Linked DNA regions of Homo sapiens: region 2 is linked to region 1. The links are chromatin loops, found by intact Hi-C in ENCODE. Cell type or tissue: dorsolateral prefrontal cortex. All regions are shown on one strand. Each heading gives the region's core, and the rest is flanking DNA. Links, peaks and the distances in the headings are about the cores only.

Region 1 (16,115 bases), core at 6,351-11,350:
CCTGGGTAATAGAGTGAGACTTCATCTCAAAAAAAAAAAAGAAAAAGAAAAAGAAAAAAAAAAAAGATGTTCAGCTTCACCAGGAATCAAGTAAGTACAAATTAAACAACAAAATATCATTTCTCAGCAACTCTCATTGGAAATCGATAATACACAGTTTGGATGAGAGTGTGGAGAAATGACCCAGAATTCACACTTCCAGGAATATATCCTAAGGTAATTATCAACCCGGGGTGAGAACAGATGCTGTTCATAATTTTTTAAAGGAGATAATTTACTTATTTATCACTAGAAGAATGGCTAAAGAAGTTACTATACAGGTAGTAAAATGTTGAGAAATATGTGCGCTTAGTGCCACAAGAGAATTGGCCTGGGGCAGATCATTCAGTCAAAGAAGCAGGCTACAAAACAGCATGGGAACCAATCTCATTTTTGCAACGTGTGTTGTACATGAGAGCATGTACATCCCACAGAAAAAGGGATACAACTCTGTATGCCAGAATTGTATACCAGTAACTGCTGGCTAGAGGATAAAAGGTGATTGCTTACTATGCATAGTATATCATCTTATTTTTACAGTAAGCCTATGTTATCTGCATAATTAAACAGAAAATAAGGCTGCTTTGAGGCTGGGCGTGGTGGCTCATGCCTCCCTAATTCCAACACTTTGGGAGGCCGAGGCAGGAGGATCACTTGAGGCCAGGAGTTCAATACCAGCCTGGGCAACAGAGCAAGACCCCTGACTCTACAAAAATAAAAAAAACTTCCGTGGCTCACGCCTGTAATCCCAACACTTCGGGAGGCTAAGGCAGGCAGATCACCTGAGGTCAGGAGTTCAAGACCAGCCTGACCGACATGGAGAAAACCCATCTCTAATAAAAATACAAAATTAGCCGGGCATGGTGGCACATGCTTGTAATCCCAGCTACTCGGGAGGCTGAGGCAGGAGATCACTTGAACCTGGAAGGCGGAGGTTGTGGGGAGCCGAGATCATGCCATTGCACTCCAGCCTGGGCAACAAGAGCGAAACTCCATCTCAAAAACAAAACAAAACAAAAACTTAGCAGAGCATGGTGATGTGCACTTGTAGTCTCAGCTACTCAGGAGGCTGAGGCAGGAGGATCACTTGAGCCCAGGAGTTCAAGGCTGCAGTGAGCTATGATCACACCACTGTACCCCAGCCTGGGGGACAGAGTGAGAGCCTGACTGAAAACAAAAAATAAACAAACAAACAAAGAAACCTACTTTGAAATTGTGTCAAATAATTGGAACATAGACAAAAAGAGTCAAAAGCTGATTTTGGATAACTCCAGTTCTAAGACAAATTGATATTTTTTTCCATGCCCTCTTGCTCTTCCCCTTCATGACATTTGGTTATTTCCGTCAGCTGGGTTTTACGTGCCTCTCTTTCCCTTCCAAAGGCTTTGCATTTCTCTTAACAGAATGTTTTATCTCCCTTCTCCCTTTTAAAACCTTGCTTTAGAGAAATTGCTCAATAAATAATGAATGTTGAAGTGTGTTTCCTTCGCTCACAGAGTAATTAACGATAACCCATTGTGTACCTCTAAAAATGATGAAAAGCTAATTCTATTTGCATCAATACCACGTTAACGCAGCTTAAGCAAATTGCTGAATGTTAAGTGACACTTCTACTGAAGGATTACTTCAACCTCCCCATGAGTGGCACAGTTGAGAATTATTGTAAGAATAATGAAGTGTAAAGAAATATGGCATTTGACTAAAAGATAGATACTTTGATAGTTGTGAAATACAAAGGTTATTATTACCTGTAGTTTTTAGTTGGTGTTTTAGGTTAAATACTCTTTTTTTTTTTTTCATTTGAATTCCTCTTCCAAGGCAGGTTTGGACTGCCCAAATATAGAGCTTCACCTTGTTTCCAACCTTGGTAATGTCTTGCTAGGTTGGATCATAGAAAGAATGAAAACAGTCAGGTTAAAATTTATTGGCCGGGTGTGGTGGCTCATGCCTTGGGAGGCTGAGGCAGGCAGATCACTTGAGGTCAGGAGTTCAAGACCAGCCTGGCCAACATGGTGAAACCCCATCTCTACTAAAAATATAAAAAATTAGTTGAGCCTAGTGGTACGCACCTGTAATCCCAGCTACTCGGGAGGCTGAGGTGGGAGAATCGCTTGAACCCGGAGGTTGCAGTGAGCTGAGATCGCACCACTGCACTCCAGCTCTGGGCATACAGTGAGACTCCGACTCAAAAATAAATAAATTAATTAATTAATTAAATAAAATTCATGCTCTGACCAGTCAAATGTCCTTACAGATCTCTGGTCCACTGCCACCTACACAAGCAGCCAAAACAGGCCCAGAGCTGATCCAGGTAAGACCTTAAACTCCCTTTCCAGCCACTGATGAAAGTTAAGCTTGTTTACATGCGGTTCCTCTCCACATCTTTGCCATTTAATTTAGATTTGGACAAGGACTATTAAACCACTTAGGCCAACAGAAGATGCCACTCAAGGGCCCAACTTCTAAGAAAACATGTAAAGAAGTGGTTAAGTAAGCAAAGCCCTGTCCCACTCTCTGTTCCCCTGAAGCGAGTCTGTAGAGGTTGTGATAGGAATGTCTCAGGATTCAGTAACCGGGCTCTTACAGACCTGAAAAGGGGCACTCTCTGGGGCTTATTTTTGAGGAACTACGGTAAAACACGAAGGGAAATTTGTATCATCTCCCAGGAAAGAGGATTTTTTTTCTCTCTTTTTTGCCTGAGTAATTCTATGCCACGGGGGACAGAAACACATTCTCTCTCCCCGGGAGTTCACCTATGAATTCTGAAATGCCCCTGGCTGTCTTCATTTCTGTATGGTTTGGCCGAAGAACTAGGAATCCAGCAAATTCTCTTCTCTGCAGCACTGTTAAGGCCTGCAGAGATTAGAAAGGAAAATCTAGCAGGGTTTGACGGTTTCCACAAACTCTACTCACAGCCCGGTCTATGAGCTGATAGACTTGGTGGAAGTATACCATTCCCTCTGAAGCCACAGGACACTAGGATCAGAAGCAGGTCTTCTCCCTGCTGGGGGATACTCGTCCACTCTCCACATGTTCTTAGAAACTGTAGGTTCTGTTTTGCTTGCTACTGGATAGGAACAGGGGCCCAATGGGCTCCTCTGGTCAGGGCGAGCAGCTTCTATGAGCTTCACAATTGCACCTTTGCCAATGCACATGCTGTTGTCCTGGACAAAAAGGCTTGAGAATGAGAACACTGGCCAGGGCAAGGACTCCAAGGCCATCTTAGGCCTCTACAGACTCGTGGGACTCTACAGGAGCCCAATCCATGGAGCACTGTTTCCTCCTGTCCCCTTGGCCAAGATTTTTGCCTCCTCTGCAACCCCCAGAAGTACAACCAGGCACAGAGAGCTCGGCCGACTTCCAAGGAAAATCTGAACTAAGGTAATTTTCACCGGGGGCAAAATAAGGAAAGAAAGCAGCCTGCTGGTTGTGTGTAAATCGGCTGACCCTGTGTAATCCCCTCAGGTATCCAAAGGCAAGATCCTTCAGGAGCTGCCTTCCAGAAACCTGTTGGAGCGGATGTCAGCCTGGGTAAGCTGCCCACTGCTTACCATCTCTGCTCCCTAGGAATTTGCTCTGTGGCACTTTGCAAACATGAGGACCTCCCCACACACTTGTTCTTGGCCTCTGCAGCTCAACTTCAGGTCACCAGAGTTTGGGAGCATGCTAAGATATTTTAACCTCGAGAAAATGTCTCTTTGATTGATCTGTTCTCAGTGCATCAAAGAGAAAATCTTTGTCAACGAAGACATCCAAGGGCTGTCATTACTTTATGTCTCCTCAAGAGGTTCCCTCACTAAGCAGCCTCTTTGCCTCTCTGCACCTACCAGGCCCATCCTCAGACAGTCCTCCAGGATAAAGCACAAATACCCAGATACAGCACATGGTTCGGATATGGCATGGGGGATGGTTGGCAAGGAGGCACATAACCTGATTTGCATCTTCAATTTTTTACTGCCTGACAATTTTGGGTTTGTTTCAATGCTGTATTCTGCTGAATGTATTTGGCCTCATTCCCTTTTTCTGAGTTTACCATCCTCCAGTTCTATAGCTCTGGGATTCTCTGTTTCTTCTCCATTCTCCTTTATGCTCCCAATAATGCCACTCTGTCTCGACCCACACAGATGTTCCTAGATGTTCCTTTACCTTCAAATCCTACCCAATTTCTGCTGCTTCTCTCCTCACCATCATCCCTGCAACTTTGCTCTGAGTGCCTCAGAGTCTCCCATGAACTCTCAGAGTGTTCCTGACTTAAAGGACTCCCCCAACACACTCTAGGTGCTCAGACCTAGACTAGCTATGAAGCTCCATTATGGCTCCTACAGGGGAAGGAAGCCATTTGCACACCCTGAGTAAAGGCAGGTAAGAACATTTGGAGTTCTTAGATATCCTTCGACCAACTCTCATCTCAGATGCAGTCATGTATACAAGGCAAGCTGCCCAGTTCCTCAGCTATAAAATCGTCAGATTATGGAATTGGAAAGAATTGTATAAAGTACATCTGGTCTAACTTCTCACCTGAAAATGAATCACTTATGGTGTGCCAGACAGAGGCCTTTACCCTATATCGAATAACTTCAAGTGGTAGGGAATTCCCAGCCCCTTCATTTGGTGGGTGGCACTATTAGACGTAACTATCCAGAACTTCAGCTCCTCATTACTAATTTGTCTAAACCAGTGGTTCTCAAAGTGTGGTCCAAAGACCCCGCTTTCAGAGATTCTGTGACATCTTCCCTTCTCTGACTACATGTTGTTGTGAGGACAGATTTTCTCCACATATTTCAACAACAACAACATATCACAACTGACTGCAGGAGCTGATAACAGACTCCAGCTATCTTCTATTATGATAGACATTGGAGACATTTGCCACTCTTCTCACTGAAGCCTTGGTTTTAGAAAACAGTTTTTTTTCAGTAAAAATTAACGCTTACATTAAAATATAATAATTCTATTGTCACTTTGAAGTAAATTAATAGTTAGGCCGGGTGCGGTGGTTCACGCCGGTAATCCCAGCACTTTGGGAGGCCAAGGCAGGTGGATCATTTGAGCTCAAGAGTTCGAGACGAGTTTGGCCCACATAGTGAGACCCCGTCTCTATTAAAAATACAACAATGAGCCGGTGGTGCGTGCCTGTAATCCCAGTTACTCGGGAGGCTGAGGCAGGAGAATCACTTAAACCTGGGAGGCCGAGGGTGCAGTAAGCTGAGATGGCGCCACTGCACTCCAACCTAGGTCACAGAGTGAGACTCCATCTCAAAAAAAATAAAATGGCCTGGCGCGGTGGCTCACACCTGTATCCCAGCACTTTGGGAGGCCAAGGAGGGCAGATCACGAGGTCAGGAGATCGAGACCATCCCGGCTAACACGGTGAAACTCCGTCTCTACTAAAAACACAAAAAATTAGCCAGGCGTGGTGGCGGGCGCCTGTAGTCCCAGCTACTTGGGAGGCTGAGGCAGGAGAATGGCATGAACCCAGGAGGCGGAGCTTGCAGTGAGCCGAGATCACGCCACTGCACTCCAGCCTGGGCGACAGAGCGAGACTCTGTCTCAAAAAAATTAAAATTAAATAATAAAATAAAATAAGTAAAAATAAAGTAAATTAATAGTTAAACAAATTGTCAGTATTCTGTTTCAAATGAGAAAGTGCACAGTTGTAATTTCTAAATGATAAAAATTAATAGATATAACTCGTACAAACTAAAGGTCTTTGGGGTCTTTGACAATTTCTGAGAGCATAAGAAGGCTGAGAACCTTTGAGAGTGCCTTAAATTTGAGAGCCTTTCAAATACATGAAGCTAGACTTCATGTCTTTTTTTATATCTCATCTTTTCCAGGATATCTCTTTAATCCCTCCAATAGGTCTTTGCTGGACTTGGCAGTACACCCTCTAACTATGCTGTAGACTATTAATAATTCATACACCAGGGCACCCCGAGCAGAACACAGTGCTGCCAGGGTAGTGTGCCAGGCAATTGCCTCTCTAGTCCTCAATACTCTGCTCCCACTAAAACACCCCAACTTCCATTTGGGGTAAGGCTTGTCTCACCACTGGCTCATCTCCTACTGAGCTTGCAATACCTAAAGTCGCTGGGATTTTTTATCATATACCTCTGTAGAAGCAGGTCACCTCAATCCTGTCTAGACACAATCGAGTTTTTGAAGCCCACACTGGAAAATCACATATCTCTATTAAATCCTTCCTTCGTTTAGTCGGCTGCAATCTTCCTGAGTATTCGTTCTGTCATTGAATGTGTTAACATCCTTGTAATCTTTGTGTCATCTGGAAAATGGATAAACGTGCCACCTGTCTCCATTCCCTTTACTGATAAAAATATATCACATGGGGCAACCGAATCCTGCGATCCGCACTAAACACCTCCTTTGTGTTTAGATCAACCCAGACACAAGCAGTTACATGTGGACCTGATGATGCTGTCATCCTCCTTTCTACAGGACACCAGGTGTCACCCATGAGTGATTCCTGCCACTCTCTCCCACTATGCCTTCAGCCACAGATATAAATTCATGCACCCCCCATTTAAGCTGAAGCTCTCATATGAAGGGGATCTGTTATTTAATTTTTAAAAAATGTACTGAGCATACTGTATGTCAGATACTGTCCTGTGCATTAGAGCTACAAACACGAATCAAGTATTTTCAAATTCTAGAATTATGCTGCTGGGGCTTTTGCCTTCACAGGCCCCACACTCTCCTACTCCAGAGTCATCAGCAACACCACTGCCTCCTACACACTGCGTCCCCCACTGCCAGCCTTTACCCCTCCTACCACGGTTCTGGGAGTTGGGGCAGGCTACTCCTGCTGTATGGAGGAGGCAGGGGTGGTGGGCTCCTGATAATTCAAGTTAAAACCTGGTGGCTTTTCCTCAGAACCATCCTTATGCTGGTTGGCTTCTTGGTACCATGAGCTGTGTTTGAGTCAAAGAAGCTTCACTGGTCTGGAAACCTAACCATGGAGTTAATGTTTCCAAGAGAAAAGGCTGCCAGGTTTCCCAAAAAATACCCCACACCGAGCCTTGGATGGTAGCCCATTTATAAACCTGGGACTGTCGACGCTTTGTTGGCATGATGGCTTACGCCCAGGACCCCAGACTGTCCTCAGCCTTCTCTGAGAGTCCTTGTGTGATGCGCTACCAGCATGGCGACACCCTGGGCACAGCTGCAACAGCCCACCCTCTTAGTGCTCCCCACTTCGGTACAGCAAGAAGCAGCTCTCCAGGGAAAGTGCAGCCCTTGGGACATGAAGCCAGGTGAAGGGAAGGGAAGCCTAGAAATTCTGCTGGTCCAGATGCCTGCTGCCTTTCAGAGCCACTTCCTCCTAAAGACTACACCCCAGGGGAGTCACTGGGAAGAAACGAGGGAGCTGAAGGGACACTCGGGCTTCTGTCTTATAAAATTTGAGAGCCCAAAGGGCCATGTTTGCAGCTCTTGCTTGGGTCCCGTGTTGGTGACTTCTAGATGGAACAGAAGGAGCTGGAACCAGCACCAAGATCACACCACAGTCTTAGGAGCAGGCATGCTTCTGGGCCCTTTTGAAGACTTGACTACATTAGCATGAGTTGCAGGTGGCTGGGCCAGGCCCAGCTCTTCAGTGCCCTAACCAAGTACCCCGAGGTGCTGAAGCGATGATGACTCCTAGTGTGTGATAAACAGATGGTGGTTAGGGGTAGGCTTTGGAGCCTGCCCGCATGGGCTTAAAGTTCTGTTCTGCCACTCCCTGTGCATGAGTTTCCTCACCTGTAAAATGGGATCATAGCTGCACCTAACTCACTGGATGATTGTGACTTAATACGTAGAAAGTGCTCAGTCAGTGCCTGACACTAAGCAAGCTCTCCATAAACACCAATGGCTTCTACATTTTTACCCCAGAAATCATTCAGAACCAATATACCTTTGTTTTTTTAATTTCCAACTTGTATTCTAAGCTCAGGGGTACATGTGCCAAAGGTGCAGGTTTGTTACATAAGTAAATGGGTGCCATGGTGGTTTTCTATACAGATCATCCGATCACCTAGGTATTAAACCCAGCATCCATTAGCTATTCTTCCTGATGCTCTCCCTCCTCCCACCTCCCAACCCTCCAACAGGCCCCAGTACGTGCTGTTCCCCACCATGTGTTCTCATCATTCAGCTCCCACTTGTAAGTGAGGACATGCAGTATTAGAACCAACACTTCTTTTAGACCTGACTGTATCTATGAGATGACCAAGCAAGAATTGTCACAAAAACACAAAAATAATTCCCTGGTTTTCTAAGAGTGACTTACACTTCTCAGAGTGATTTTATACACATTTACCTCCTTCAAGTCTCCTCCATGTGACAGTGTAGGGAAAGTCTTTATGACAACCCTACACTGCAAAAAACTGGAGGCAAACCTGGAAAGAAAGTAAGTGAGCCCCCCAGGCTCCCAGTTGGTCTTTGGTTGACCCAGGATGGGCTTCTGATGTCTTTTCTTGATACCACCCTGTTCCTCCTTGACGCCAGAATACAAATGTTCTCACAAATTTACTTCTCATTACTACTGAGTCCAAAAAACACCAAGTCTCAGCTGTCCAAATATTTTTCAGCCTTTGGCTTTTGGATGAATGTAATTTGGTTCAAACTTGTCCCAAACAAACCGAAAGTGGCATGAATATAAGGACAGGCTTCTAGGACAGGAGCAAGAGGCTTGGAAATCCCTGATGTTGGGGGACTGTTTATCTCTTGATAAAGTAATAGAGCACCCAGCATCCTAATCTTCCTGACATTCAAGAGTGCATCGGAAGAAGGAAAAAGAAAGCAAGCAAGCCTTGGGCAAAAAGTGAGGGAAGCCAGCAGCACATTTTTTTAGGAAAAGGGTAAAGTGCATATTTTCACCAGTAGGTGGCGATAAAGTAATAAGGCTAAAGAAGCAGGATGTTCTTGATCAGAATGTTTAAGCAAGTCATAAATATCTTGAATGCGGAGACTATCTTGCCCAATCTGCTTATATTACTTACAAAGAAATTAAGGCTCACAAAGGGTATGTGACTAGCTCAAGGTCACACACCTGGTTAATGACCGAACTAGATTAAACTCAGGTCTCACCATTAAACCAGAATGTGCAGTAACAGATTGCCTTTCAAAACTGTCTGGCATCTTCATCACATAAAGAAAAATATCACCCTTTTTTCAGTGTGTTAGTAATTTCAGCTGGCAGAAAAGCTGATAGCCTTTAAGAAATAAAACAGTTGATCATGCTCTCAACTTTCTGAGCTAAAATAGAGAAGGAGGGAGGGTGGGATGGAGGGAGGGAGGGGAGACATGGAAAAGAGAGGAAAGGAGGGAGAGGGGCAGAAAGAAAGGGAAACAGCCATTTGTGTGTTATAAGGCTTCCTGACACATTTGTGCTGTCCCTGAGCCCCTCTCAGCCATGATTTTCCAAAAAAGATCAGAGATTATTGAGTAAGACTCTCCTCCTCCCCTCCACCCCTTCTACTTCATTAGCACCAGTTTGTGGTTGAAGGCCATTAAACATCTTACTGCATACAGGTCCAGGTGCTACTTTCCTTTATTCTGCTTGAGTCACACAGTGAGAAGCAGAATCTCGGGAAATAAGCGGATTGCCTGATCTCTGAAGGGGCCATATTTGTTCAGTGTAGTTCCAAGGAAGGGAATTCAAACAGGTGGGACAAATGTACCTAGAACGATATTAGGCATATAGTGAGTGCTTAATAAGTGTGGATGTATGGATAGATGGGAAAGGATTTAGGGCAAAAGATTCAGTCTCAACAGTGCAAGAAGGAATCTACTACTTTGGTTGAATATGTAATGAATCCCCTGTCTCTGGAGGTATCAAGCACTAGCCAGCCACTCACAGGCCAGGGATGTTGCAAAAACAGATTGGGAGGTGGTTTGGAGTGGATGAATTTTTAGTTCCTTTTGAATCCAAGGATTCCCATTATTCCAAGATTCTTGGTGCATAATGAAAAAGAAATTGGTAAAGATGTTTATGCCTTTGACTTTAAGAGCTTCAGATTTTAAAAAATCATACAGATTTCAGGTTGCTTCATCCAAAATTCTGGCCCTCTGTTCCTTTATTGAACTTTCAGACACAATTGGGAAACCTTATCATCCCGGCAATTCACTCAAGAGTTTCTGCTGGTTTGGTTTAAGTAACAAGTTTGTTTCTTTTCAATTTTGAAAATCAGGAGAGATGGACTCATGGAAACCTGGATCGGTCCTTTTAGATGAAGGTAATTATACAGCCCAACCTCTCAGCCACGCGTGGATCAAGATGCGCAGGATAGCAGAACTAAGAGTCTAATAATCCAGCTGGCATAGCGGCCGAGCTCCACTAGCCTAGGATTTCTAATGGCTCCCGCCTCTGATTTAAGGGTCCTACAAAGGGCACATTGAAACTCCCTCCCTAGGGAGGCCTGGGGTAAGGGGCAATATTGGATAACAAAAGGGAGAGAGGAAACGTGAAGACAAAAAGCCAGAAGGGAGCTAGTTTCCCACCCTCAAAATGGGTTTGGACCCTGACTCTATCTGGCAGCACACTTTAACTTCCTCCAACTCCACTTCCTCCTTTGCAAAATGGCTTTCAGGTTTTCCCTTCACGAGAATGGGTGTTGTTTGCTGCGTACTGCATTAAATATTTGAAACTCCAACACACAAGACCTTCCAGCTCTTCATGGGAGGGAAGATTGTACTGGTAGGGGAAGAAGGAGGTGAAGGAGAGGACTCCGCCTCTGGACTTGTACTTCTCCCCTTCCTCCAACGCAGAGTCTTGGGGCGTTTCCACGACAGGCTCCTGGCTGAGAAATGCTGTTAGCCACCCAAAGTGAATGTTTAAAATGATGTGAGGAAGTGGGATGAGCTAGCTGACCTTTAACGGAAGGATGAAATCATGTGCTTTGCAAACTGGAAAAAATAACAAGCCAGTAGAAAGCTCACTGCAGCCAAGCGCGAGCGAAGACCCCCGCACCTTCCTCCACTCCGGGGAATCCCGGAACTTCCGGGCCTCCTGAAAACGGGGAGACTCACTTCCAGTGCTGCAAGCGTGCTCTGCCTGGGAAGCCCATTCGTGTTACCAAGCCTAAAAGGATTCGCTTTTATTGTCTTTATTTCTTTAAATGGTATATTTATGAACTTGGCTCCCATGTACATGGCTCTAAAGACACCCCCTTCCCCAAGGCTGAAATGCAACTCACACACACAGCTTCTGAGAGCATGAAACCTTTTTGAATCTCTACTTCTAGTCTCAAACACCTGGGAGGGAGGAGTTGCATTTTAAGCCCTCTTATGTGAGTTACTTTTAAATAAACTGTCTTCCTCCAGTCCACATCCAATCCTCATTAGATTGTCCTTCTTGTGCCTTACTCATCTTCGTTCATTGTGTCAATCACCAAATGTTGACTGAGGACCTACATGATCTTGGCACGGTGGAGGTTTATTCGAGCAAGACACATTCTGTGGCTCAAGATTTTCAGAATTTTACAGAGACATAATTTACAATGGCCAAGTGCTTAACGCTTTCAGATGACAAAACTAAGGCTCAGAATAAAGAATAAATTAACAAGAACAGAACTCAAGTCTCCTGATTTCAAATCCCCCAGCAGAGTACTATGTTTTTGATAGGCTGTAAGTAAATATTAATTTATTATTTTTCTCAGGATGGGGGTGATGTGAAAAAAAGCACAGTTAGCTTTAAGCCAAGCCCCCAAGCTGGGTGTGAATATCCATTATGTCCCCTCCCATGGGGTAAGGCCAGCTGCTTCCTTTCCTTGTAAGTCACCAAAAGTTTTACTGCTCTTTCCAGGACTTGTTCCAAAAGAAGAATTGAGCACACAGTCTTTGGAGCCAGTATCCCTGGGAGATCCAAGTAAGTTAATTGACAACTAGAAACCCACGGTGTCTTTGACATCTGAACTGCTCTCTCCTCTCTTCCCACTCACTCCCACTCAAACCTGCCTCTCTCCTACCGTGGATCTATTTATCTCCTCTCTTCTGACACCTTGTTCTAAGGGGAAAGGGAAGCTTTTGAAGGATATAAACTGTCTATGTGCATGAGGGGGAGAGGATCAAAATGTTTTAACATCACTATGGCAACAGGGTGAAGAATGGGATGGAACGGAAAGACAAGGAAGGATGAAAGGAGGAGACGGGCAGGTTAGCAGGGGCAATGGTCTACTGCAAATGATGGTGGCCAGAACTCGGAGTTGGAAGTGGAAATGAAGATAAATGGGCATATTCAAGAGATACAGAGAAGGGAGAATCTATAAGATGGAAGGTGGAGGTTCGAGAGAGGGAGAAGTTAAAGATGAGTTGAGCGACTAGGTAAATGGTACTACAATGAGGAACACTGGGGATGAAGCAGGTTTATGTCTATCATTTTCTTCGAGACATTTGATCTGGTAGAGAGAAGACTACCCAGGTCTGACATTCAGAAGGAACAGCCCAATCAGAAATTTAGAGTTGTAAGACAATGAGCTATGGTTCGAAACCGAGGCTATGAGAACAGAAAATGTGACTTAGGGAGACACAGTAAAGTAAGAAGATACAGAAGACTTAAGCCTGGAGAACAACACTAGGTGGAGGAGAAACCACCTGAGGATATCAGAAAGGAAGAACCAGAGAAAAACAAGGAAAATGAGAAAGACATAGTAGTAGCCTGCAAGGTATGGAAAGAAAGCACCTGCATATTCCGCTAGAAAGTCACTACTAGTCAGCCACCAATGGACAGTGAGGCTCAACCTTGCTGCATATGAGAATCACCTGAAGACATTATTAAAGATGCCCATCTTCCTGCCTCATACCTACTGTATCAGGTTCTCCCTAGACCTTGCTACCCAAAGTGTGGTCTGGAGACCAGCAGAATCAGCATCAGCATCACCAGGGAGCTTGTTAGAAACACAGACCTGCTGGTTCTACAGTGATTGATTCCTTTGCACATTTACCCTTGAGAAGCACTTTACAGAGTGAATCCCAGGAGTCTTCATTTGTTGAAGCTGCATTAGCAACCCTGATATGTACATGACTGTGGTATGTATCCAGAGTTAAGAAACACTGGCCTGATGTATTGGACAACACAAAGCATTAGTCTATAAAATGGTACCATGTTGAAGGAAACTACAGCAATTAAATACATTGATAGAGTGATTCCCATAGATACTATATCTTACTTTCTCTTCCTTGACTTTCAACCTCTGATCTCTTCTTTAGCCATAATAAATTGCTCACACTGAACATTGTATAACCCAATTCTACCTGTTAGCACTGATGCTGGCATCTTCAGATCAGAATGTTTTCACCTCTATATAAGAAAGTCATGGGTCTCAGTCAAAACATGCCCTGAGCTGGAACCATTGTCATTTAAAAGAGGAGCAAAAGTAACCGTGGTATCAGCCATCAGGCCAGTGAGTAAAGAGAATTAAGCAAATAGAGAAACAGCTCACCTTCTTAAGACCTAACTATAAGATGAATACGTTAATCCTGAAAACAATTCCAGATGTAAGAAATAAGGAGAAAAACTGCCTGTGAGGAATCAAAATAGATGCTACAATATCCATGTACTTTATTCATGTAAAAAGAAAATCCCCTCTGGCCCTTACTCTAATTAACACTTGTTCCCAAAAATACTTTATTCCAAAAGGTATATTGAACTAATCTGCTGACATCTGGAAGGGAAACTCCACCTCAGGATTACTTCTCCAACTTTACTGTGCACAGGAATCACCTGGGGATCTTGTTAAAATGCACGTCTGTCTCTATAGGTTTGGGTGGAGCCTGAGAGTCTAGCAAACTGTAGGTGCTAGTAGGCGGCAAACCCTGAAGAACTCCACTGCCACCTGCTGGCAACAATTCACACTGCAAGCCCCGCCAGAAAAAAAAAATGAGTTGGCCTTGCTTGGGAATCCACAACATGATAAGCTGCATATGAGAATCACATGCTGCTTCTCCTTTCCTTTACCCCAGGTTTTAGTGGCATTTTTCAACTCTGCTTCTGGACTTTATTTGCCTCTTTCATTCTTCATCTCAAGATCATGCTTGGGTATAGGCAGTTTGGGGACAGCAAAGGACAAGGGAAGCCAGTTGAAAAGGATGAATTGGTAGGCACTGAACGCCCAGGCAGACAGGAGGTAAAAGCTTTTCTTTTGAGATTTGCTACTGAGCCAAGGTACAAACAGGTGCCCTGATTCTAGATGGAGTGAAGTCAGCCAGTGCCAGACGGGTCCCTCTCATCTCCTACTTCCCTGGTTTTGATTGCCATGCAACACTGCAAGATAATAAAACACATTCTCAGGTATAACTTTTCTCCTAATCACAGTTCTGCAGTAGCACTCAGCAATAAATATTTCTCATCAATTCTTCTGCTCAAAACTTTGTCAACTCATGTTCATTTATTGCTTTCATCTTTAAAACAATTTTTTAAAACCAGCAACAACCCTCTCCACCTACAGAGCTTCTCCTCCTGAAGAATGGGAAGACTCCAGCTCTGTGGCAACAATGCACCGTGGAGAACATGGGTGGTTGTGTGCAGATTAGAGAGGTGCAGGTCCGTCTGGCCGCTGCTCCCCACCCACAATGGGCAGTGCCCCAGTGTCCTCTCGGATACACCAGCCTAGAAATTTCCAACTTTACTCACTCTTTTTTTTTTTTCCTATATGGAGCTCTGTTTTGAAACATTTTTGTCTTCTAAATTGCAACTGTTAAATAATTTATTTTTCACTTTTTACTAATCAAAGGGATCTATAGCTCCCAATAAGAACCTCTGATCAGCACTGAATAGTCAGTTTTATACTGAGATGATATCATTCCTGTCTACCGCAAAGGAAACACTAATTTCCATTAGCCTGTGTGGCTTTTCACTAGTTCCTTTTGATGTTTGAAAGGGTGAAAAGAGCTTGCAGCCCATCCATCCCTTTACCTCTCTTATAACCTTCATATATCCACAGAGATCCAGAGATCCTAAGGCAGAATAACTATCCTGGTCCTCATCACAACTAAAAGAAAGAAAGAAAAAAAATCTCGGATAGCTACGAACAAGGGCTGACATCCTATACATATATGTAGATAATTTCTTTGGTTCCCTCGCCCAGGGAAATGAAGGAGAAGATTGATATCAATTTCTTATTCTATAATTCCTGCCCTCCCTCAGTGCTGGCCTTGCAGATCTCTCACACCTTATAAAAATCCAACACTGGTTTCTAAAAAGTTAGGATGAGAGCAAAAAGCCACACGCTCTTGCGACTCAGTCTTGATGAATTCTCACAACGGGGAGTCTGCACTTACAAGATCTTAGCCTAGGAAACCATTGACAGCCTTCCCTAGCTTGGCTAGGACGTCGCTGCTTCTGAAACCCATAATTGTGGCAGATACATAGAGTTTTAAACAGTTATGGAAATAAGGACTAGCCTAAGTGTCCAAGACCCTGGTGCTCAGGGAAACCCCTGTGGGATGTAAATAAATATACCCTGCATCTTCCTACCTCTTTTTCCCTTTCTTTTCATTTCTCAGGGGGCTCTGATGGAGAAAGAGGAACAAGAGGATGCCCAGGTAAATGCAGTGAGAGATCATGAGAATAATAGAGTCTTTTTCCGTTCCGCAGACTGCAAAATTGACTTGTCGTTTTTAATTGATGGGAGCACCAGCATTGGCAAACGGCGATTCCGAATCCAGAAGCAGCTCCTGGCTGATGTTGCCCAAGCTCTTGACATTGGCCCTGCCGGTCCACTGATGGGTGTTGTCCAGTATGGGTAAGTGCAGTTAATGTTCTGAATCCAGAAAGGAAGTCATGCCATGTGCTTAATTTTATGCCACGTGCTTAATTTTATGCCACAAATATTACCAACATGTCCTTGAGCACAGATTTGTTCTCTTCCCTAATGCAAATGTAAATGAAAAAACTGAAGGAATCCAGATGCCTTTAAGAAATCTGAGACTTCCTGAAGGAAGGGACAGATTAAAAAACACTTGTAAGTAGATGGCATTTGCACTCAAGAATATTTATTTGTCTGGAAAACAGGAGAGATGCGTGTGAGTGTTAACTTAGCCAATAACCAGCTCTGTGGCCTTGGGCTAGGCCTTCGCCT
Region 2 (16,115 bases), core at 7,140-12,139, 77 kb after region 1:
TTTTCAAGGAGTAGATGTACGTATCATGAGAAGCATCATTGTTATGACGATGGAAAATGTGGGGAATGGAATATGTAGAAATTGTTTTAATTGGTTAAAATATCTATAGATTTAATATTTTTAAAATCTAAGAGCCTATTTATATGTTTTTTGGTGGAAAGTTGGACGTTAATAATTTATTTCCAATTTCTAGATTGGTCTCTGTCATTTGGGACAAAGAGTAAGAGAGACATAAACCACTATAGAAATAATGTCTTTATGACAGGAGACTAGGTCTAGATAGCAGGGTCTTCAGAATCCCAAAAGGTGAACACATGTAGGTGGGTCACAGGTAAGTTGGGCTGGGGAAGCCTGGCCTTTTAAGGTGTGGATTTCCCCAGAAACAATACTGATCCACTGCCCATTAAAACATGTATATCTCAATTAAACAATGGGGGAGGAATAGGGAGAGAGAAAGACAGAACTTTTTAGCCAATATTTGGCATTAAACTCTTTCATCCAGGTTTCCAGGAGATTCTTACAGGGATTAATAGAGGACTTCTAGGGTACAAAATATTTGTTTTTATTAGTGCTTCTGCAAAAGCAGCTGCGTGAAGTTAACCATACTCTTTGGGCTATTAATAATTATGAACTGTTCTTGGTAGATGTCAGATAACTTGAACGTGACAAAGAAGAAAGAGCACAGATCATCTGAAGCATGATTAGGTGGGTGTTGATAAATGATTATTAGCAAATAAATTCTATCTTTTCAGTCACTGAAAAGTAAGATTTCATTGGTATGAAATAATCACTCTGGTACTATAAATGTCACATGAATAAAGTGAATTTTAAAATAGAAATTATTAAAGAGATATGCCCTGTTTACCCTTAAAAATAAACAGAATTTCAAACCTGAATAAGTTAAATCTGTTAGTAAAAGCAGAGTCGATCAACTATTCTTCACAATGGTGAGTGCTTGATAGCTAAACTTTAGAATGATACCAAATCTGTTTTCAAAACTGTAATACAATATAGAAATCTGCTTGCAAACTATTTGTCTAGCATTTCTGAATAATAATATATTTAACATATTATTGCATTTTTCTCCCCCTAACAGGTAAAATGCTTTGCCAGGTGCTTTATGTGAACAGCTGAAAGGAGAGTCAAATTAAAAACTCAGTTTAACACTGCCTGGTCATTATACACAAAGGGGTTAATATGGCAGATATGATAAAGATTACTATTTTGACTACTTAATGTGTTTTAACAAGATTTCTCAGGGGAGAACTTGGTCTAAGTTTCCCGTTTTCTTCTATTCAGTCCCAGCTATCAAGCTTTTAAATTATCCATTGTAGCATGCCCTACTTACTCAACAGGGACAAGCTAAACTTGTATTCGCTCAGGCCTGCCTAGCGAATTAGAACCACCTCAGAAATAAAGGCGCCTATTGGGGAGAAATTTGAAACAGACCTCAGGCTCACAGATTCAGCTGAGCTTGCAGCAACCTGAACAAACCTTAGTTTTAGAAAACAGTATATGAATTGCAAAACTATACTTCAACAAATGTTCTCTGTGCTCCTTCAGCAGAACAAAAGGGCAGGACGAGATGATTCTTGCCCTCGTCTTCTGTATCTCTTGTGTGCAGTTGATTACTTATAAACAGCTAGAAGGTGAAGATGATGCATTGCGTCATACAAAGACTTTAGCCAGTGCGTCAGCTCCAGCACTGGCTATATAGCATTTGGATGGGTGGAAAGCTACATCATGAATCGATTCTTCAAACTTTTTTCGATGAGCTGTGAATTCTTGGATACACGTCTTACTTTCTAGATTCCATAAACGTATTGAACAGTCATGACCTATATCCAAAAAAAAAATTAAAAGGAAAAATTACATTAACATGAAAATGGTAAGGACAAATAAATAATCCATAGTTGAGGTACTTACTGCCAGACATCAAGTAAAGGCCATTGGGATCAACTGCTAAACTTGTAACAGCTTCTAGGTGGGCTACCATCGAGTGGATCAGTTTGCCTTTGGAAAAAGAGATTGTTACTCCTTATTAATGCCTTTCCTCATCTTCAATATTTGCCAGCTACCATGTCCTGCTGGTTTCTCCAGTCATCCCTCTCTGTGTGCTTACTGTATTAATAGCTTTTTCCATCACCTAAAACAACATGTCTCCCTCTTGCCTCTAGTCATGGCAATGATATGGAAAACCAAAAAAAGCTCAAATTTTAGATTACACTTTTGTCTTTTAAGCCACGATATGGAAGTCAGTAATTTCTACACGCAACCCTTAAGCCACGTTTGTTAATTAGAACTTAGACATTATTAATCACCTACTTTGCATTCTTTAGCTACTGGCAAATTATGAGTTGTGGAAACACAGAATTCAAATTCACAGAGAGAAAACAATGAGGCAAGGAAAAAGGGACAGAAAGAAAACATGGCCACAATTTTGGTGGATACAACATACAGAAAAAAATTTTAAATATTAAATGATTCATCACCAGCAGCTAAACAAAGTCAGCAGAAGTCAACATATTAACAAGGCAGATACTTAGGTAAATATGGCAGCTAATATAGGGTGCTTTCCTCCCAGCACAGTGCTTCCTAAATTTCCTTTATACTGGTGAAATGTAATAAAATAAAACTTGGGCAAATCTCCATGCACAATTCAAATCAATGAGGACCAACCAGTCAGTTTTATAATACAGAAAAGATTAGTCTATGGAAAAACGAATACAATGACCTGGAGGTTTTCCATCCGCAACACTAAAAAAGGCTATTTGGTAATGGAATAATTGAATATTGAATAATGCTATTCAATAACTGAACAACTTTAAACAAAATATAATGACCATATGCCTCTATTTCCAATGTTTCTACTTTTCCCCAATATATAATACTACAATAGATCATAGCAACAGATCATTTTTATTTGTATTTGAGTGAACTTTTCCTGGTGTCCCTAGTGATAACCTTGGCTCTAAAGCCTACATATAGCATCTGCTCACTATTAAATAAACCAAAATGATTCTGTATTGTATAATAAAGACTAGTCTTAGCAGATTTGGATAGAGTGAAGAGAAACTGAGACGGGAGAGTATTTGGGGTTCAGTGCCTATTCCCTGACTACGAAACCACCAAGAGACACCAAAATTAGCCTACTTGTGGTAGGGATTTTTTTTTTTTGCTTTAATAAAAATCAATTCTTAATAAATTCTTACCTGTATTGTTATCATAGAATTTGATGTGCCTGTCTTCATGAGCAGTGATGCTGATCGGAAGAGTAGGATGACTGATGACTCTATTTATTTGGCAGGAAGAGTTGGCTGCTAAAAAGAAAAAATTAAAAAGCAACACAACTTAGTCAAAGATATTTTTCACACAAAGGAGAACTGAATTATCTATCTAAGAGACTGAAAAAGTAGGCCGGCCGCGGTGGCTCACGCCTGTAATCCAAGCACGTTGGGAGGCCAAGGTGGGTGGATCACGAGGTCAGGAGATCGAGACCATCCTGGCCAACATGGTGAAACCCTGTCTCTATTAAAAATACAAAAATTAGCCGAGTGTGGTGGTGCGTGCCTGTAGTTCCAGCTACTCAGGAGGCTGAGGCAGGAAAATCACTTGAACCCGGGAGATGGAAGTTGCAGTGAGCCGAGATCGTGCCACTGCATTCCAGCCTAGGTGTCAGAGCGAGACTCCATTTCAAAAAAAGAAAAGAAAAAAGAAAAAGAAAAAGTAATAATGTGACTTTCATTATTTGTCTTTAGTTCATTTATTCTGTGACTGTTTTCAAAATTTCAATGTTAGGAAAGAGAATTGCCTGATAAATCTGGAAATATTTATAAATTACAATTTCCTGCTATATGTGGGTGCCATCTATGGCTTAGTCTAGAGCCACTAACGCTGTTCATTCTACAATGTTCTGTGAGATTTTGCTACTTTAAGTAAGTTCTATCATCACTTACATGGAGATAATTCTCAAATTTAAATCTCAGCTCTTTTTGCATACAAAGTTCTGTATCACATCATTATCATCTAAAGATATATATGACAAAGAGGGCTTCTTAATCCTTAAATCCCTTTATCACTCTTCCTCATCATAATAGAAATGGTCATTTGACAGAACTAGGTTTGGAATCCTAAAAGTCAGCATCCTAACTGTATTTTTTGTGTTAGTAAGTTCCAAAGAAACTTCAATTATACACACAATGAGACAGGCAAGCACATATCATTAAGCCTATATTACAGTGAACACATCAAGGTTCAGAAAAAGTTGTGACTCCTCCACAATCAGGTGACAAAATCAGTACCTATTCTAACTTCTGACTCTCTCCCAACCTGATGGTTCATGCAGATCACACAACTGTCAAAATTGGTTCCTAAATGATCACACATTCTTCCTGAAAGGCTTTTATTAAAAAGAAATCAGTAATTTAAAACCTCAGTGATTTCTGTTAAGCTTTTTTTAAGAGAAAAGAAAAACTGACATAAAGAAAACACTAATTGAAGGTATGTCAAAGTTTTAAAAATTAAATTATGGTCCAGGGAGAGGAAGGGGTGTCCTTGTAAAATATATTACTGGAACAACTCTCAAAATTTGAATATAAATAGTAATTCAGATAATAGTATTGTGTCAATGTTAAGTTTCCGGATTTTGATCATTGTAATACACTACATCAGAGAATGCCCTTGATCTTAGAATTACACGCTAAAGGATCTAGGGGAATAGGAGCATGACGTCTCTCATATGGTTCAGAATTAAAAATTATACACATATATAGAGTGAAAAAGCAAATGTGACAAAATGTTAAAAACTGCTAAATATGTGTGAAGGGTAGCCAGAAGTTCTCGTACTATTTTTGTACCTTTTCTGCAAGTTTAAAATTATTTCAAAATAGAGTTTAAAAAATTTTTTGAACCCTAGAATAGGTATTACAAGTTTATATTCACATAATAGAAAATACAGCTAAAAATAGTCTAATCTTACAGGATTTTCATGTGGCTCCTAGAAATATAACATCTTAAAAACTGAAGACAGTCTTTTCCCAATGCTAGTGGCAGGTAATTACCCAGCCTGTTATTTAAATATAAAATGTGGCTGGGCACGGTAGCTCACACCTGTAATCGCAGCACTTTAGGAGGCCGAGGCAGGCGGATCACTTGAGGTCAGGAGTTCGAGACCAGCCTGGCCAACATGGTGAAACTCTGTCTCTACGCAAAATACAAAAATGAACCAGATATGGTGGCACACGCCTGTGGTCCCAGCTACTTGGGAGGCTGAGGCAGGAGAATCGCTTGAGCCCAGGAGGTGGAGGTTGCAGTAAGCTGAGATCGCACCACTGCACTCCAGCCTGGGCAACAGAGCGAGACTCTGTCTCAAAAAAAAATAAATATAAAACAAAAACTCACTTGACCATGTGGAGTAAGTTCTTAGTCAGTTACACCTGGTTTAGATCCTAAACAAAGAGATGTTTATTTATAAAATTCAGACTACGCATTATTTCCTCCACAGATAATACTCCATTGAGCAACACCCGTGGTAAAGTCCAGCAAGAGAATAACAGTAACAACAAAAAAAGAAATACTTTAAGTGAAATATCCCATATATTCTGAGAGAGACGTTTCAGAGAATAGCCTCAATTGCTTTGAGAGCTAGAAAATAAATATGATTGAAATCAAATCATGGAAACAGGCAAAAGAAAGTTCTTATTTGGTAACACTTTTAAGGAAGCTTCTCCACTTGATGATAAATCAGAGAAGTCGGCAGAATGCAAAGAACACTACTCATACCTAGCTTGTGACGTATCTGCTTCAACTACCTTTGACTTTACCACAGTCAAATCGCCATTGACATCAATGAGAAGAAGGGTAATTTATTCCTATTCTAACAAACATCCTTCATCACTTTAAACTCTATATAAAACTCACTTTCTCCTTGAAGCTTGTTTGGTCCTTTCATTTTTTTAAAAAAATATGCTAAATTCCAAAACAGAACAACACAATCAATTATAAATAACAAGGGGTAGTTCACAGTAAAACATAATAAGAGACTAATTTAAGTTTTCTTTATACAACTTTAAAAGTAAAAAACATAATTTAGAAAATGTCAGGACATATTACAACTCAAAATAATGATCATTTATTCCAGTAATGTTGCCTTTGTTAAAAACATTCTTGGAAGTTTTCTCAAAATGTTTCCAGTGTCAAGTAAAAAGTCCTATTAATTTAGAGTCACATCTCTTGGGGGAAAATGTGGATTCACTCGCCTAGTTCTCTTTATCCATCTTATCTACCAGACTTGACATCTTATTAACCTGCAGTCATTAAAAAGCACTATTTCCACTCAGGATGTTCACAAATTGGCCATATAATCTCTGAAGGTAATTACAAAAATGTTCTCATCCTTTCTAATTTCATATTAGTTTTTTATTTTGCTACTGTAGCTTTGAGTCATATATTTAAACATGATTTTAAATTTATTGAGAGTCTAAAACCTGTAATTTCTTGCTGAAAAAAATTCTCCTTTTCCAATTCTATCACCTGAGTTTAATTTATTTTCCTGTCTCTCTCGTTTACATCCAAGTAGCTCAAAGTTCTATTCATGCTTACTTCCCCAAACAAGTCTCAGCATATCAGAAGAAAACAATGAACAACAGGTTAGGAAGGGAAAATGATGAAAACCACAAAGGAATAAAGAAACTTTTTGAGAGAGAGAGAGACAGAGAGTGAGAACACCACAAGAACATATGTAAACATATGCATGTACATGTTCACACATGCATGTGCACACACACAACATATCATCACTTTTAAAGCTAGTTCTCAGATTAAAACAAGAGTATATGTATGTCGTATTCTTCATCAACTGCAACCTAAACTGTGATTGTCTAGATTATGGCTAACGACAGAAAGCAATGGTTAAGAAAGCCAAAAACCAAAAAAGAGTCTGTAATATCTTCTTCATAACCTGAAAAAGCACTTATTTCCTGACTTCCTGCATCCAATAAGAAGCTTCAGGTTTGGAATTCTGAGTGCCACAACATGATCTGTATTGAGCTGTACCAAATCATACTATTAATATAAAATTAAGTTGATTTAAAATATGAAATTACGAGAAATGAAAAATAGAATTTCCTATTCAGAATAAATATGGCTTTCTTCAAATAGAATTGAAAATTAATCATTTAGTATAAAATAAAACTTGACCCATAACAGCTCAAATGCTATTTCAAACAGTATAGTTATAAATGTACATAAACTTAACCCAAATTCTTAAAAGGTAAATAATTACAACCTTCTAAGTAACTGTGTTCTGAAAGTTAAGAGACAGAAAGCTTTATAATGACAAATATTTTTCACAGCTGACTCTAGTAGTCGTAATTTTGATTAAGTTAAAAAAATAAACACAGACAATTTAAAATTGGTATGCATACTTGTATCTACATTGGATTCTAAAGTGAGAATGCGTTGTTGTGTTTCCATGTTAAAAATGCTTGTATATCCCTTGCTGAATGATGCTACCATATGGCTCGGGTCACTGCTCACTAGATCCACAGAGGCAGGGATTCCCAGTTCTGAAAGAGAACATATTGAAATAGAATGGCAATTAAACCATCTACTTGACAATCTGCTTAAAATAGAGCAAAACAAAAAATGGCATGGTTTCCTTAAGAAGTAAACAAGGCTTACCATTAGAATAAGAATTAGCTCATAACTATTCATTGGAGATTATTTCTTTGTAACTTTTAGCCCTAGTCTATTTATTTCCCTTACCTGCTTAGCAGATCTTCTACCTGTTACTCAACTGATATATTCATGGAATGCAAGCCTTTATTTAGAGAGCAAATGGAAAACATGTATGAATTACAAATTTTGCTGCTTCCGCCCAACCTCAAGCTTAGAGTGACATAGTGGGAATTCTTCATTTTAAAAAACCCATCTCTTATTAGGGATGTTAGCTCATCAAAAATAGAGAAATTAAAAAGTAAAATTTAAAATTATTATTTATCGTTAGAGTCATGCAAATACCATATGAAGACAACTCATCAAAGCCTGGAAAGAAGTTATAATAGCTCAAGAATACAGAAGGTATTTTTATTTACCATCTAGAATACATGAAAACTTAGAGCTTATTTATAAACATAAAAATAGAAGGAAACATATAAAGTGAATATAATAATCTGATTTTTTTCATTTGGCTCAAAATCTAACTACAGCAAGGTAACAGTTCAAAAATGTGCATACTGCAGAAGAAGATACACAAATAACCAATAAGCAAACAAAAGAAATGCTCATCAAAATTAGCCATCAAAGAAATGCAAATAAACTATGATGAAATACTACTACACATCCACCAGAATGGCTAAAGTTAAACAGACTGACAATACTGTATGTTTGTAAGGATGCAGAGCAACTGGAATGCTCATACACTGCTGTCAAAGGTGTAAAATGGTACAACTACAAAATTTTTTTGAAAAATTTTTAGTGACTTCACATAAAGTAAAATAAACATCCACCTGAAAGCCCAGCAATTCTAAGTCTCTACACACCTATAATGAAAATATATGAATGTTCATAGCAGCCTTGTTCAAAATAGCAAAAAACTAGAGACAACCCAAATATCCATCAAGATATAAATGAATAGACAAATTATGGCTTAATGAAATACTATCAAATAAAAATGAAAGAAATAATTGATATAACACAAATGAATTTCCAAAACATTATAATGAAGAATAAAAGCAAGATACAAAGAACACATACTTTACTATTCCATTTACATGACGTTTGAGTAGATAAAACTAATCTATGATGAAAGAAATCACAACAGTGGGTACCTCTGGCTGGGAATAAGGAAAGGAGGGGACTGACTTGGAAAGACACGAAGGAACTTTGGGGAGATAAAGGAAATGTTCTATCTCTCATACGGTTTGGATCTGTGTCCTCACTCAAGTCTCATGTCAAACATAATCCCCAATATTGGAGATACGGCCTGGCGGGAGGTGATTGGATCATGGGGTGGATTTTCCCCTTTGGTGCTATTCTCGTGATAGAGTTCTCACAAGATTTGGTTGTTTAAAAATAGGTCCCACCCCCTTCTTCCTCCTGCTCCGGCCATGTAAAACATGCCTCCTGTCCCTTTGACTTCCACCATGATTGTAAATTGCTTGAGGCCTCCCCAGAAGCCAAAGAAAAGTTGCTATGCTTCCTGTACAGAACCGTCAACCAATTAAACCTTTTTTTTTTTTAAACAAATTACCCAGTCTCAGGTATTTCTTTATAGTGGTACGAGAATGGGCAAATATAGTCTTTTTTTTTTTTAAAGAAAATGTAGAGACAGGGCCTCGCTATGTTGCCCAGCTGGTCCCAAATTCCTGGCCTCTCGTGATCCTCCTGCCTCAGCCTCCCAAAGTGCTAGGATTACAGGTGTGAGCCACCACACCTGGATTCTATGTCTTGATTGATGTATGAGTTACATGGGTGTACTCATCTATCAGACTCACTGAAATGTATCCTTAATATCTGTTTTTCACTACATACAAATTATATCTTAATTTTTTAAAATCTAAAATCTGTGTGTTCTTTCACCAAAAACTATGCTTTCAAAAATTATAGGCTGGGTGCAGTGGCTCATGCCTGTAATCCCAGCACTTCGGGAGGCTGAGGCAGGCGAATCACTTGAGGTCAGGAGTTCCAGACCAGCCTGGCCAACACAGCAAAACCCTGTCTCTACTAAAAAAACTACAAAAATTAGCTGAGCGTGGTGGTGTGTGCTGGAGGCTGAGGCAGGAGAATTGCTTGAAACTGGGAGATGGAGGTTGCAGTGAGCCGAGATTGCGCCACTGCACTCCAGCCTGGGCAACAGAGTGATACTCCGTCTCAAAAAAAACAAAACAAAACAAAACAAAACAAAACAAAATTATATATAGGTTGGAAATTCAAACAAATACACTTTCGTGGCTTCAAAAACTTTCAAATTAAATTTAAAGAGTTCAGGGAATCATTTATCTGCTTGCTTATTTTCAGAATAAACTGTTTTATAGAGGATTCAGCAAAATAATTTTTTAAAGTATGTACCTTTAGTATCATTAAATACACTTAGTGCTGGAGCAACCTCAGTTGTATTCCATAAACGCAGAGTGCCATCTGCTGAACAGGACAACAAACGCTGATGTGCTGCACTATAAGCCAAACCCCAGACTGCATCCGTGTGGCCTAGCAGAGGGCCTCGTAAAACAGAAGGATCTATACAAAACAGTAAAAATGCAAAATCAGGAGAAAAACAACCACAAAGGTACTTAGATTTCAGAGAAAGTAAAATATATAAACAATAGCACCTGATAACAGTATAAAATATGATTCTTGGTTTCTATTATTCTTCTGACAGGCTACAGTAAATCAAAACAAGCTTGGAAATATACAAATATAAAGTTAAAAAATTTTAAATTAAAATTTAAAAGCACGTATTTTTCCCCCTTAAAAAAACTGAGTATTTCCTCCCCCTTCCTTTTGTCCTTCCATTTGTCTAAATATTTTTAAAGCACGTTGATACGAAATCATTTGAATTTAATTCATCTTTGGAGAAACCACAACTCACACTCCCTGAGGAAGTGAACAGAGAGGTCCTCTCCCTCTCTGAAGTCCCTTAGCACTTTGGCTATACTTCCTTCTGTTCACTTATCTTACTATATGATGGATGGCAGTTTTTCCTGAAAATATGGCATTCATAATGGACAGGAAGTGACATCTACAGGAATCCCCAAATTCTCAAACAGCAGTAACTGAGATGCAGTGATAGTGTATGCAGGGGAAGAGGGAGGGAAGTGGGGAGGTTAAGCACAGTCTCATGATAAAAGTCAAATTGGAAACCTTATTAATCTTCACAATGATTCTATGAAGTGGTACTTTCAAGATGACTCACAAATGTTAAGTCTGGAAATGTCAATGGTGTTATGTCTTATATCCTCTGTCACACATACCATAAAATATTGAAGACACACTGTGTGTCAGGCACTATGCTCAATGATGGAGCCAAATACATGATTAATACCCAATTCTATCCCAGTCCTCAACAGACAATGTTGAAAGTACAATAATTGTGACAGACATCAGTTAGCAGAGAGTAACTGGAATGAGTGAGAACTTGGAGAGTGAAACCTAGAATTTACAGATGTTAGCCAGTTGAAGAAGAGGGGGAGAACATGATTGACAAGAAGGCAGCACCTACAAAACCACATGAAAAAAGAAACAGCATGATATGCAAGTAAATGTATAAGCAATTCAGTATTACTGGAGTGTGGACTTTGAAATAGGAAGTAGATGGGATGAGGGCATCTAGTTTATGGTGTGATTTCTACTACATATTAAGGAACTTGGAAATTATCCTGAAAGCAACAAGCAATCTGTCTCCAGGGGCAGCAGGATCAAGTATGTATTTAATAAGGTAAGCTTGGTAGTAGTACAGAAGACAGATTAGACAGAATCAAGACAAAGGCAAGAGATTGTTTCAGCAGACAAAAAGAGTGACAAAGACCTAAGGCCAGGGGAAGCAGTGAGACAGCCAGAGCAGAAAAAGTAAACTCAAGAAATATTTAGGGAGTCATTACCAAAAAACTAGGTAATTAGTAAGTGGGGACAGTGTGACAGAACAGGGAATCTGAAGTAATTCTTAGGTTTCTAGTTTGGGTGATTCTCATAGTGCCACCAACTAAAAAAGAATATACGAGAGAAGAAACACAGAAAATGCTAGGATTTACAGACAATGAAACAGTCATCCTGAAATTCCTGTAGTCAATCTGAAGCTTAAAGATGTATGAGTCAACTATATGTAAAAGTACAGATGTAGATTCAGTCTCTCAAGGAATGTTTGTACACTGCAAAAAGTTAGGGTCTGGGTCTTTATAAATGTCAATATTTAAGGCAAGAAAAATAAAAGCAGTTTATGAAGGACAGGGAACAGAAATTGTCACAAAGGGTCAAAAAGCCAATAGAATGGACAGATTTCAAAAAGGATGGAGTTGTTAACAATCTCAGATACAGCCAATACATCCAGTAAAATAAAAGACTAAAAATATTCTTGGATCAGGCAATTAGTTACTGACAATCTTGTTACATGTAAGTGTTGTAGCCAGAAGCCAGAATGTAGACAGATGAAGCACAGAGAAAAAACATGAAATTAGTAACTGGTAATTGTGTTTTCTAGACAATACCATCAAAGAAACAGATGATGAGGAAAAGAGAGGGACTAAACAGAAGGCAGAGACGGAAACAAGGTCAAGAAAAGGCTTCTCCTTGACCAGAATGGAAGATACCCGAATTTACTTATTTGCTGAGGGGATGGAAAGGGAGCAAGGAGGGTAAGGCTTAATTAAGATGCAAGAGAACAAGAGCAGAAGAGCAAGAGATTAGAATGCAGTCGCAAAGAGACAGAGAGAGATTCGAGTACAGTCACAAAAGAAACTAAAATGAATAAAGTCAAAATGGGAAGGACTGGCCTAGGACAGAATGAGGGACAGTTGATCCTCTGGCAGAGAGGTAAAGGAAGTAAGGAAAGACATGGAACAGATAACTTATAAGAGAATTAGGGGAGAGTGGGGTTACCTTTCACAACATATTAATGCTCGTTAAATAAATGCTGGGAAAAATTTTTGTTTATTGAATTTCTTATCCTTACTCTGGTTTGGTGGTAAAATTAATCTAAAATGATGATGAAATTAAAATGCTTTTATGACAAATGTGATACTTCAAACTACTCTAGAACTTAACAGAAAACCAAAATACCCAATTCCTAAATAGTTTTTACAAATGAATCTGTGGTCATATCCATTGATAGATTATAATATGATTTATGATGTATGGTATTGTTCCCAAAACTAAAGGGTACTTCTTAACTTCTGAGGCCTTTTACATATTTTGGTGTCATGGGCTTTAAAAATTATTAGCTTCTACAGCCCTCCAATAATTGACCAAGGGGATGGCACCAACATTCATTTTCCTTAAAAGTTGTTTGACAAGAATAATGATGAAATATTATTACAGATTAGTAATAATGTATCAAGAACTCTACAGATGCCTAAAATAAGAAAACAACTGTCAGTCAAGCCTGTATTTCCAATCAATAAGACTTTAGAGAAGTGGGAACTGTATTTTCAAGAATGTGTTCTTCTTTTCTTCTTTTAGCATTGTATATCAAGTTAATTCCTAAATACAGAAGTCCTTTTTAACAAAATAAAGATGTGGTTCTCTTTACCTATTTATTTTCAAAAATCTCTTTATCTCTTCCTTTTATATTCTATGAAAAAATGTGTTTAAAAAACCAATTTTATTCCTTCAGATCTTTGGGAAATCACCTACCATAAGAATCATAGGGGTCGATGTTGGGATTAGTGGTATTCCAGCCCTGGATCAGTCCATCAGTACCACCACTGTAACACTGCTCACCATTGCTGCTCATTACCACACAAAGCACTGGACCTCTGGGAGATTAAAAAAAATAAATCAACTGCTATTCTCAAAAACCAACCTGATAATATGACTTGTTAAAAATAAGAATGTTTAATTACCCAAATGGCTATTTTTCTGCTTTTTATAAAAAATGAAAACACAGGTACTATCAAAGCACTGTTCATTTTTCTTCCTCTGGTTTAAGAGGTTGGTAAATTATGGTCAGCAGGTCAAATCCAACCACTGGTCTGTTTCTGTACAGTCCTCAAGCTAAGAATGGTCTTTACATTTTTAAAGGGTTATAAAACAAAACAAAACAAAAAACAAGAATATGCAACAGAAATTATATGACTAGCAAATCCTAAAATATTTCAAAAAGTCTAACAGCCTGAGTCAGATATTATGTGACTCTTTATATAAAAAGTATGCCAATCTCTGTGCTAAATCAAGAGAAAAGGCACATTCCTTAAACAGAAACAGAAAAAAAAATGCAATGTATCATTGCGTGAGCACACACACACACACACACACACACACACACACTTCTCACAAAACTTTTTAACTTTTAGTTTCAAGGTTACATGTGCAGGTTGGTACTATAGATAAATTGCATGCCTTGGCGGTTTGCTGTACATATTATTCCCTCACTCAGGAAAAAAGCATAGTACGCAATGGGTAGTTTTTCCAATCCTCACCCTCTTCCCACCCTTCACAGTCAAGTTGGCCCTAGTGTCTATTGTTCCCTTCTTCTGTCCATGTATACTCAATGTTTAGTTCTCACTTATAAGTGAGAACATGCAGTATTTGGTTTTCTGTTCCTGCATTAGTTTGCTTAAGATGGTCTTCAGTTCCATGATTTTCCTGCAAAGGACAGGATCTCATTTTTTATGGGTGCATAGTATTCCACGGTGTCTATGTACCACATTTTCTTTATCCAGTTTACCGATGATGGGCATTTAGGGTGACTCCATGTCTTTGCTACTATGTGCTATGATTAACACACATGCATGTGTCTTTATAGCAGAATGATTTATATTCCTTTGGGTATATACCTAATAATGCTAGGTTGACTGGTAGTTCAAACTTCTTTGAGAAATCACCAAACTGGCTTTCCACAGTGGCTGAACTAATTTACACTCCTACCAGCAGCATTTAAGTGTTCCTTTTTCTCCACAGCCTTGCCAGCATCTGTTATCTTTTGACCTTTTAATAACAGCCATTCTGCCTGGTGTGACATGGCATCTCATTGTGGTCTTGATTTGCATTTCTGTAATAATAAGTGTTGTTGAGCATTTTTTCCTGTCTGTTGGCCACATGTATGTCTTCTTCTGGAAACTATCTGTTCATGTTCTTTGCCCACTTTTTAATGGGGTTGTTTTTTGCTTGTTAATTTTTGATTTGCATTTCTGTAATAAGTGATGATGAGCATTTTTCATGTCTGTTGGCCGCATGTATGTCTTCTTTTGGAAACTATCTGTTCACGTCCTTTGCCCACTTTTTAATGGGGTTGTTTTTATTCTTTTTTTTTTTTGAGATGGAGTCTCGCTCTGTCACCCAGGCTGGAGTGCAGTGGCGCGATCTTGGCTCACTGCAAGCTCTGCCTCCCGGGTTCACGCCGTTCTCCTGCCTCAGCCTCTCCGAGTAGCTGGGACTACAGGCGCCCACCACCACGCCCGTCTAATTTTTTGTATTTTTAGTAGAGACGCGGTTTCACCGTGGTCTTGATCTCCTGACCTCATGATCCGCCCGCCTCGGCCTCCCAAAGTGCTGGGATTATAAGCGTGAGCCACCGCACCTGGCCTGCTTTTAGCTTGTTAATTTGTTTAGGTTCCTTACAGATTCTGGATATTGGTCCTTTGTCAGATTCATAGTTTGCAAATATTTTCTCTCATTCTGTGGGTTGTCTATTTACGCTGTTGATCGTTCTAATGTGTGCAGAAGCTCTTCAGTTAAATTAGGTCCCATTTGTCATTTTTTTTTTTGGTCATTGTTGCAATTGCTTTTGGTGTCTTCATCATGAAATCTTTGCCAGGGCATATGTCTAGAATGGTATTCCCTAGGTTTTCTTCAACTTTTTTTAGTTTTAGGTTTTGCATTTAAGTCTTTAATCCGTCTGAATTGATTTTTATATATGGTATAAGGAAGGGGTCCAGTTTCAATCTTCTGCATATGGCTAGCCATTTATCCCAGCATCATTTATTGAATAGGGAGTCCTTTCCCCATTGCTTTTGTCAACTTTGTCGAAGATTAGACGGTTATAAGTGTGCAGCTTTATTTCTGGGCTCTCTATTCTGTTTCATTGGTCTATGCTTCTGTTTTTGTACCAGTACCATGATGTTTTGGTTACTACAGCCCTGTAGTATAGTTTGAAGTCAGGTAATGTGATGCCTCCAGCTTTGTTCTTTTTGCTTAGGATTGCCTTGGCTCTTCGGGTTTCCATATGAATTTTAAACATTTTTTCTAATTCTGTTAGAATGTCATTGGTAGTTTGATAGGAATAGCATTGAATTTGTAAATTGCTTTGGGCAGTACGGCCATTTTAACAATAGATTCTTTCTATCCATGAGCATGGAATGTTTTTCCATTTCTTTGTGTCATCTCTGATTTCTTTGAGCAGTGTTTTGTAATTCTCAGTGTAGAGATCTTTCACCTCCATGGTTAGCTATATTCCTAGTTATTTT

What was found. A loop is a pair of places that touch in the nucleus more often than their neighbours do. Peaks named below come from ENCODE experiments on the same cell type or tissue, not always from the same donor. Only the 100,000 strongest peaks of a DNase experiment are listed, where the experiment ranks them.
Region 2: it touches region 1 in a loop (4-fold over the local background); 3 of 110 quality-filtered maps call a loop at or near these places.

What each region holds. Positions count from the first base shown.
Region 1 is chr2:36,771,498-36,787,612 of GRCh38, forward strand. VIT (vitrin) reads left to right here. Exons shown (of 16, transcript NM_053276.4): 8 at 2,294-2,350; 9 at 3,505-3,570; 10 at 10,230-10,274; 11 at 11,843-11,905; 12 at 15,632-15,779. All of the region lies in intron 1 of LOC124905990 (a long non-coding RNA gene), which reads right to left. Among named protein-coding and RNA genes, the nearest start is that of VIT, 83 kb to the left of the region's middle. In dorsolateral prefrontal cortex, for the core only: CTCF peaks have their summits at 8,923 (motif pointing right) and 9,124; no DNase peak of the experiment used is centred there; H3K4me3 peaks cover 389 bases.
Region 2 is chr2:36,847,788-36,863,902 of GRCh38, forward strand. STRN (striatin) reads right to left here. Exons shown (of 18, transcript NM_003162.4): 13 at 13,345-13,466; 14 at 10,069-10,236; 15 at 7,425-7,565; 16 at 3,213-3,320; 17 at 1,927-2,013; 18 at 1-1,838. The coding sequence ends at 1,669. Among named protein-coding and RNA genes, the nearest start is that of STRN, 110 kb to the right of the region's middle. In dorsolateral prefrontal cortex, for the core only: no CTCF peak of the experiment used is centred there; a DNase peak (open chromatin) is centred at 10,174; H3K27ac peaks cover 137 bases.